Linked DNA regions of Mus musculus: region 1 is linked to region 2. Evidence: chromatin contacts called from ENCODE Hi-C data. All regions are on one chromosome and are shown on one strand. Each heading gives the region's core, a stretch centred on a gene start or an enhancer-like site at or near the end of the contact. The rest is flanking DNA. Distances are from core to core; before and after follow the strand shown. Region 1 holds the start of Hoxd12 (homeobox D12). Region 2 holds the start of Dlx1 (distal-less homeobox 1).

Region 1 (4,404 bases), core at 915-3,414, 3.1 Mb before region 2:
TGCTGGTTTTCTGTCCTTCAAGAGCAGCAACTACAGTCTGAGAATCTGAGAGGTTTCTTCTCCCACCCTTCAGACTCCTCAAGGAGGCATTTTTTTTGGGGGGGGGGTCTCTTCCTGTGGTGATACATTAAGGAAATTCAAGAAAGACAGACATATGGATAACTTCATTCATTCAAGAGGAGAGTCGTGGTTACAGAGTGCAGATCCTCCTCCGCCTCGCTTACTCTTCTTTCTTCCCTGTGCAGCCAAGCCTCAAAACAGGCCAGCAGCTCCCCTCACCCATAGCTCAGTTCTGGGGATCTAGTTACAGAGTGCTTGGCCTTGGCTCAGGGATAGGTGAGGCTGGAGCAGGGGAATTATGACAGTCTAGAGACCATACTTTGTTTTGGAGTCCCAGTTTCTCTCCCTGTCTCTGAGAAGGAGATCTTCCAGCCTGTTTTACTCAGCAGGAGAACCTTTGAAGCGCTGAGGTTCCAGGGTATCCTTTCCTCCCCCCCCCCCCACAAGTCTGAAGGTCTAGGGTAGCTTTTGTCCTCCCAAATCATTCAGGGCAGATGGGGGTTGTGGAATCAGGCCCTTTCCTTCCTGCAGAGTGGAGAGCCCAGCTTTGTCACAAAGGGCTTCTGCTGCGAAGGGGCTAGAGTTATCCCCAGCCCCTTGCACTGCAGCGGGGTCTCAGGGCCTTTCTACCTGCACTTATACCCGGAGCTCTAGCTAGGCTCCTGTTTCATGCAGAAAGAGCTGGATAGAGAAAGAAAAAGAAAAAGAACACGTTGAAAACCGGAAAAAACAAACCCTCATACAGTGTTTCAATAGTGAGCCCCGGATGTAAACATCATAGACAAGGACAGGTGACCCCCAGACACCATGCTGAATGTTTAAAGCCAGTGTTAGATTGCAATTCCCAAACACCTCTCAGGAGGGTCCCAAAGAGAGCTGAAAGCGAAGGGGGCTCCACTGGCCTCATCTCCAAATCTCCTCCTGGTTCCTCAGCTACAGACTGAGCCGAAGGGCGCCCAGGACCAGAGGAGTGGGAGGGAAATCTGCAGCCCCAACACCTCCTCCACAGCCAGGCCTTGGTCCAAAAGGGCAGGCTTGGCAAGGCCTCAGGCCCCCGTGGGCAGCTAATAGAGGGCCAGTGCTTGCTCGCGCTGCACTACCCGCTTCTTCTTCATACGCCGGTTCTGGAACCAGATTTTGACCTGCTGGTCGCTGAGGTTCAGCCTGTTAGACAATTCCTTACGCTTCTGCCGGTTGATGAATTCATTGACCAGGAATTCGTTCTCCAGCTCCGCAATCTGCTGCTTTGTGTAGGGTTTCCTCTTCTTGCGGGCCCTCCCCGGGGCCGCCCCCCACGGCAGGCCTGCAACAGAGCCCCGACCCATGTCAGCTCGCTCAGATCAACTGCCCGCCCCACAGACGTTCACCACTGCTGGCGGGTCTCCTCCCTGTCCAACTGTCCCTGACACCCCACCTCCCGTCCCTGCCTAAACTGGCTTGGGGGAGCATGGGCACTGTTTACCGTCGGGCAGTGAAGATCGCAGGCAAGAGGCCACCCCGGCCACTTGCACTGCCATGTTCAAGTTGAGCGGGCCTTTGGTGTCTTCCTTGAAGCTGGAGGCACAGGGGGCCCCCTGGAGCAGGGTCGCAGAGCCTGGAGCGGTCCGGCCCACACCCGCGTAGTCATACTTGGTGCCTTTGAGAGCCGAATGAACCAGACTAGACTCGGGGGCGAAGGGCGGCCTAGTCCGGCTGCGTTCCTCAGATGCGGTGGGCGCATCAGGCGTATAGAACTTGACCTGGTCTTCGGGTCCGTCCTTGGCGCCTGGAGACTGCAGGCCAATTGGCCCAGAGCCGGTCAAGTAAGGCTGAGAGAAGCCTCCAAAGGCAGAGGCGGTGGCAGGCTGCGCAGGGGTGCATGAGGCGGGCGTAGTAGCCCAGGGCAGCGCGCTGCGAGGGTATGAGATGGGGGGAAGCGCGGCCAACTGGCTGCCATTGGCTCTCAGGTTGGAAAAGTAGAAAGAGTCCGGTGACTGTAAATTCAGAAGCGAGCCCACATAGCCAGCTCTGTAGAGACTGCGCTCACACATCTCCAACAAAGGGCCTCGGCTGTGCTCGCAACAGTATTTAGTTACAACCCGGAATAGGAGGACGGGCTCAGAGGATTGGACAAAACTTTGCCTGCAGGTTCTTCAAAGCCGGTCATTTCAGCACCGCCTACATCCCCCGACCCGTCCCCACCCCCACCCCCTTTCAGGGTATTATGATAACACTCAATGTTCGACGGCGAAGGACGAGGCTGCTAGCAGAGCCAAAGCCTGTTGAGGGAGGGCGAAGCCCTTGAAAGTTTCCAGACCTCTTTCAGGAGCCGGTGACATTGGGATGAGGGTGCCTTTGCCCAAGTGTCTCTTGGGAGTTTTCCTGCTCTGGGTTAGTCTTCCCAGCCCTTATTTCGCAGGCTGCCTGGGCCGGGCTTTGCGTCTACAAACTTTAAGTTGCAATTCAGACGTTTTCCAATAAGGGTACCTGGGCTTGACTGGAGAAGAGCTGGCAGTGGCACGGACTGCTCCTGGATCTGAGCAACCAATCCTTTTTTATAGAAAGGGCCTCTAAAGTGGTCTCTGCCAAAGGCACTTGGCAGCAAGGACCCATTCACTTGACCCTGTAGCCCCAGGTCACAGACAATACAAGAGGTTGACCAAACAAAGGTGAAAGGCGGCACAAACTGCTCAAGTGTGGTACCTAAGGAATCTTCACGCTGTTCCTGACATTTGTTCCCAGGAACTGTGCTCATAGCGTTGTTATCCAGTCCCCTCAGGCAATTCCGCAGTCCGAGGAGCCAATCTTGTGAAAAATTACATTTCTTTTCTCTCCTGGGGTCATCTTGGTGACTATTCCCTACTAGCCAAGCTCCTAGCCGTCCAACTGAGAGTTGGAGGGGCAGAAAAGTCCGAGCCACCTGGCTGAGGAGGCACAGTCGCACAGGAACAATCAGCTAGCTGAGTCTCTTTTGTCGGTGCCTCCAGGCACGCGGGCCGCTGCGGGTTCACTGTCTGGGCAAAACAGGCAACGCTCCGTGTGTGTAGTAAGTGTGCTTAACCCCTGAGGCAGGGCCTTCTGGATGGTCCAGAGGGAATAAGGCTTTTCTCCTCAAGAGACTGTGTTGTGGGAGCCCGCGCTAGCCTAAAGCAGGACCCATGGTCCATGAGCCAAGCTGGAACTGGTTAGGCCCCCAGCTCTGGCAAGGAGACCACACAGGCGCCGCCGGAGGGCAAGGCTGACCACCTCGCTGGGACTTTATTGTGTGAGTTACGGCGACCAATTGGGCGGCTCTCAGGACGCAATCGTCCTCTTCCTCCAGCTCTGGGGCGGGAGGAGGGTGGGGGTGGGGGAAGTCTAAGGATCCTGGGGCATTACTAGAGTTTCCTCCTTTTCAGGAATTGGGACTCCATACTTTCTTTTCTGGTAGGTGGGAGGAGGCAGAAGTTTTAAGTCGGTTTTTAGAAGCCTTAGATTAGGTATTCGATAGCTTTCATTTTGAAGAATTCTCTCCTTTCTACTGGAGCATCCTCTGGCCTGAATTTTCAGTTCTAATAGTTCCAGCACTCTCAGAGCCCCTGCCTCCTGCACAGAGATTCCTAGGTAGTTACAGGCCTAAGGGTGCATCCTTAGACTATGGCTGCCTTATAATTATGTTTGCTTCTCAGGACCAAATACATAAGTGTGAATCAGGAATGAAAAGGACAGCTAGATTTTTTTTCCAGGTTTTTTCCCCCCCTTAATCGACCCACTTCATTCCTCCAAGTCTATAACTTTCAAGGTCTGGTAGGCAAAGTTCTTTTTGAGAAAGCTGGTGGCTGATGCTGAAGGCTGGAGACCATGAGGGAAGGTGGGAGGAGGAAGGGAGGCTTGTCTGGGATGTTGGGGGCTGGGGGGGGGGGGGAGCTGAGGAGCAGAATGGCAAGCTCTGCCAATGTCGCCAAACGCCCAGGAGATGGCGAGCGTGCTCCACGCCTGACGAGGCGCCGCCGCACGGTCAAGATCAACAGTGAAGGGCGGTGGGGCGGGCTTGGGGTCGCCAGTGCTCGCGGTCACGGCCCGCTGCCAAGGAGCTACGGACAGTCTCCGAAAGCCAGAGGTTGTAGCAACTGACCCAGACAGCGGAGCCAAGGGACCTGATGCAAGGAAGCCTGTGGCCGCGTGTTATTGTTTGACCTTTCGCCTCTGTCCTAACGTCTTTTTCACCTCTTGAATCATGAGTCAATCTGCCGATCTTGGGATCTTGGTTCCTACCCCAATCGCTAATACCGTGCCAAATTTCTGAGCGTCTCTCAGCCTAGATCTAACTGAAGGCAAAGCCTTTCCCCGAACTTCCTCGGCCTTCCGGGCTCCCCGCGGGCCTCA
Region 2 (3,927 bases), core at 693-3,192:
TAGCCTGCAGGTCAGAGAGTAGGGTCCGAGCTAGGGCAAACAGTTTGAGGGAGGAAGAGGAGACGCTGAAAGTCAGAGGTGGATACACACACACACACACACACACACACACACACACGGGTTGGGGGGCGGACTGTGACACCTAGAACCAGAGGCCCAGCGAACAAAAAATGTGAAGCCTGGGGCTGGAGCCCAGCTCCCGAGGCTTGTTTGGCAGAGCGGCCAGGTACCTGCGTCTGTGTGAGTCCCAAGGAGGCCGCCAGCTCCGCCCTCTCAGGCAGAGCTAAGTACTGAGTTTGTTGGAACCTCCGGTTCAAAGCCTGCAACTGCAAACTGGAATAAATTGTCCTGGGTTTACGGATCTTTTTCCCTTTGCCGTTAAAGCGCACCTCGCCGCCTTCCACCACCGTACTCTTCTCGGAGTCCGCCCCTGGAGGGACAACAGAAGCAGAGACCCTTGTTAATGCTGCACTGCCTTTAGTGAGGAGGGACGAGAATGAATGTCTATGGATGGGTTGGCAGAAGTAGGGTCCGGAAAAGAACGTTCAAGAAACCCTGAAAGACTGCGAAGGTCCCTCAAGGTCCGAGCGCACGTCCCTGGCTGCTGCAGACAGAATTGGGTCGTTCCCAAGAGCGCAGCTATTGCCTTTGCAGAGAAAGTTTGCTATTTTTTGCAGGCGGTAGTTGAGGTTTAATTACCCTTAATTGCATACATTGTTTATAGCGCTACGCAATAAATAATTACCGAGACTAATACGTGCACATGTGGGTTTCTGTTTTCCAGCAGGGCATTGTGTGCTCGGCGCACCGAGCGGCCCAGAGGCCCAGCCAGTGCCAGGAGACGCGCTCGGATTTATCCTTTGCTGGACAGTTGTAAATTGAATTGACTTATAATTTTTTTCTTTTCAGTGACAAGGATCCACAGATTGATATCCGAAACCTCTACTACTTCCGCGCTTTCCCCACCCCCACCCACCTCTCTACCCCACACTCTCTTGTCTTTTCTCTTTCCCCCTCCCCTTCTCCCCCTCTCTCCTATTCTCCTTCCCTTCTCTCCTTGTCCCTGGCAAGCGCACGTACCTGGGTCCTCCAGGCGGCTCTGGGCGAGGCTGGCGCTGCCGGGGTAGGACTGCACGGAACTGATGTAGGGGCTGGACGCGTGGCTGCTGACCGAGTTGACGTAGGGGTAGCCCAGCGGTCGGGAGAAGGATGAGGCCGAACTGTAGGCACCGTCGGGCTGCGAATGGCCCGCCGAGTGTAAACAGTGCATGGAGTAGTGCCCGTGGGACATGGGAGAAGGAGACATTTGCTGGTTGGGCGGCCCAAACTCCATAAACACAGCCTTGCCCGACACGGGGCTGTTGAGACTTTCTGGCATGGTGGTCATGGTCATCTCTTCTCGCGGGGTCTGGGTGTGGGTCTTTCTCTCCTCTGCTTCCCTTTTGGGGGTCTCTATGTTTCTCAGGACAGGAAGGAACCCAATTTAAGCGGAACAGGGGTTTTCACTTTCCATTCATAAGAAAATGGAGTTTGTCTCTTTGAAAAGTCTAAGCATGATGCTGCCGAGCTCCCCAAACTCGGTTCAAAGCTTTGACTCAGCCAAGGTCATAAATATTCATGAGCTGGTGGAGCTGATTGGTCGGCTCTCTTGCATAATCACCGGGGATTGGTCCGAGAAGCTCGGGCTCGGCTGGACTAGAGCGGGCGACGCGGCCCGGCCTGGGGAGAATCCGGTCCACACGTCCCGGCCGGGGCTCCTCTGCAACAGAGCGCGCGGAGCGGGACGCACAATGGGCTGCGGCGTCCGCGCAGGAACCTCGAAGGCGCGCGACTCCAGCCTCCCGCCTCCCTCGCGCGCTTCCCGCCCCAGAAACCAACCAGCCGCGCCCTGCCGTCGCCCTCCCCCTTGCTGTCCCCACCCTTCGCCCGCCCCCAACGCCTGGGACCCCGGACCACTTCTTCTTGAGGTCACCTAGTCCGGTGCGGAGCGCCGCTCCAGAGTCCGGCCGCGGTCTCTGGATCGCGGAGTCGCGCACTGGGCGACAACCCAGGTAGCCTGCAGCCAGCGGTCCTTCTGAGCGTCTTGTGCCTAGCTCAGCGCGCTCCAGGCCGCGCCTCCCAGGTTGGGGTTCTCTCGGCCACATCCCGGGGATCTGGGTTTGGGGGCCCTCTGGCCCAACTCACTCACTCGGCCGCCGCCCCGCCGTTGCCACCGTTCCCAGGGGCTTGCTCGCATCTCTCCAGGCCCAGCTGGCCACTCCAGCTCGAGGCTGCACGGGTCTGATCAAAGCAGTGCGCGTGGAGAGCCAGGAACCCACGCTTCTCCACCCAGGAAAGGCGGCCGCACCGCCTCCCCCCTCCTTTCCCTCCCAACCTTCCTGCCTCCCCCTCCCCTCTCCACTCCCCCTGAGCCACGAGCCCCGGGCTCACTCGCCCCGAGGGCGCGGCTCAGCGTGGAGTCCTGAGGGCCCGCAGTCGCCTGGTGGCTGGTGCATCGAACTCCTGCCAGGTGGTCATTTTCCGACCTCCTGGGGTCTGGCCAGAGTACTTGGGGTTTGGGAGTCCTAGGGAGACACCGACACCCTCAGCAAATCCTGATCAGTGGTAGGCTTGAATATTTGTGTTTAGATATGCCCCTCTCTGTCGCCCGATCTCTTCCTCACCTCCAGTGGCCAAAGCTGGAGCCTCCGGGCCCGGGGGTGAGGTGGGGAAGCTGGTGAAGGAAAGAGCTGCCAAAGCGCGCTGTCTACCATCTGGGTGCAAGTGTTGAAAAGTGCACAAAAGATTCTCTCGCACTCCACCCCCCCACTACTACCACACACCACCTCGCGTGGCGCAAACTACGCTGGTTGCTAGGGACTGTTGGTTCCCAATCCCGCCAGCCCCACGATGAATCCCAAATTACTTTGTTAGGTAATTAGAAAGTGTTGATAATTATTTCTTTCATAATTTAGCGGTGTGACGGGGACCGGGGGAAATGATCTTGTGAAAGTTCACACGTGCACACGTATTAGTTACTGATTCATTTGATTAAATGGTAGTCTCAAGTGCTCAGATCCGCAGCTGAAGGCGCCCCATTAGCATAACACTGATGTTTAATTTTCATACGCATAATTAGCCATATATTTAACACTAATAGCAACATGCAGCCTTTCAGCGTTAAACAGCCCGGGGATTTGATCTGGCCTGAGCTGAACCTGCGCCGCGGCACCTTCCCCTATCTGGAGTGCACAGTGATCACAGGGAGACCTCTGTAATCAAGCACATTTTGGCAGAGGGAACACCAATAAAAATGAACATTCAAAACAAATTACATCGGTGATGTCGTTACAGATATGAGTACAGGGGATTCATTCTCATTCTCTCTCTCTCTCTCTCTCTCTCTCTCTCTCTCTCTCTCTCTCTCTCTCTCTCTCTCTCTCTCTCCTTCAGCAGCAGCTCCTGCCTAAAGATTTCCTCTTCTGATTAAAGGCATGAGGCTGTGCGCAGAAACATTTCATGCAGCATGTTGGTTGGAGCAAAAGAGAAAAACAAAAGAAAGAGGAAAAAAACAAAACAAAAAACAACAGTCCAAAATTCGTAAACCAATAAAGGGTTTGCCATCGCCTGAAAGGTTTTTTGTTTTGTTTTTGTTTTTTCCTTAATCGCCAAACCACAAGGTGAGGCTTTGTAACACCAACCAACTAAGAACTCCAACTCGCCTCGTCCTGGTCTTCCTGTCGTACTCGCGATTTTAATAGCTCCTTCTTAGTGCCTGTTTTGGGGTGTGGAGTGCCGTCCTGTGCGCCCAACGCAGCCGCTTGGATGCCATCTGAACCGAAGGTCTCTTCGCCTTGCGGGCCTTGCCCATGTAAGTGATCGCTGCGGTTGTGCGCCGGGGTTGGGATGGGGAAAACTGGACTGGTGTCTCTTGGAATTTAGTGCAAG

What was found. A loop is a pair of places that touch in the nucleus more often than their neighbours do.
Region 1: a map of left cerebral cortex shows a loop between it and region 2 (9-fold over the local background). The contact joins the promoter of Hoxd12 here to the promoter of Dlx1 in region 2. A Hi-C loop is called at or near these places in 4 of 37 maps with a recorded cell type or tissue (ES-E14, heart and left cerebral cortex).

Annotation. Positions count from the first base shown.
Region 1 is chr2:74,672,773-74,677,176 of GRCm38, reverse strand. Hoxd12 (homeobox D12) reads right to left here and starts at 2,164. Exons shown (of 2, transcript NM_008274.3): 1 at 1,523-2,164; 2 at 1-1,363. The coding sequence starts at 2,090. The coding sequence ends at 1,125.
Region 2 is chr2:71,527,460-71,531,386 of GRCm38, reverse strand. It overlaps Dlx1 (distal-less homeobox 1), which reads right to left and starts at 1,942. Exons shown (of 3, transcript NM_010053.2): 1 at 1,081-1,942; 2 at 231-430. The coding sequence starts at 1,393. It also overlaps Dlx1as.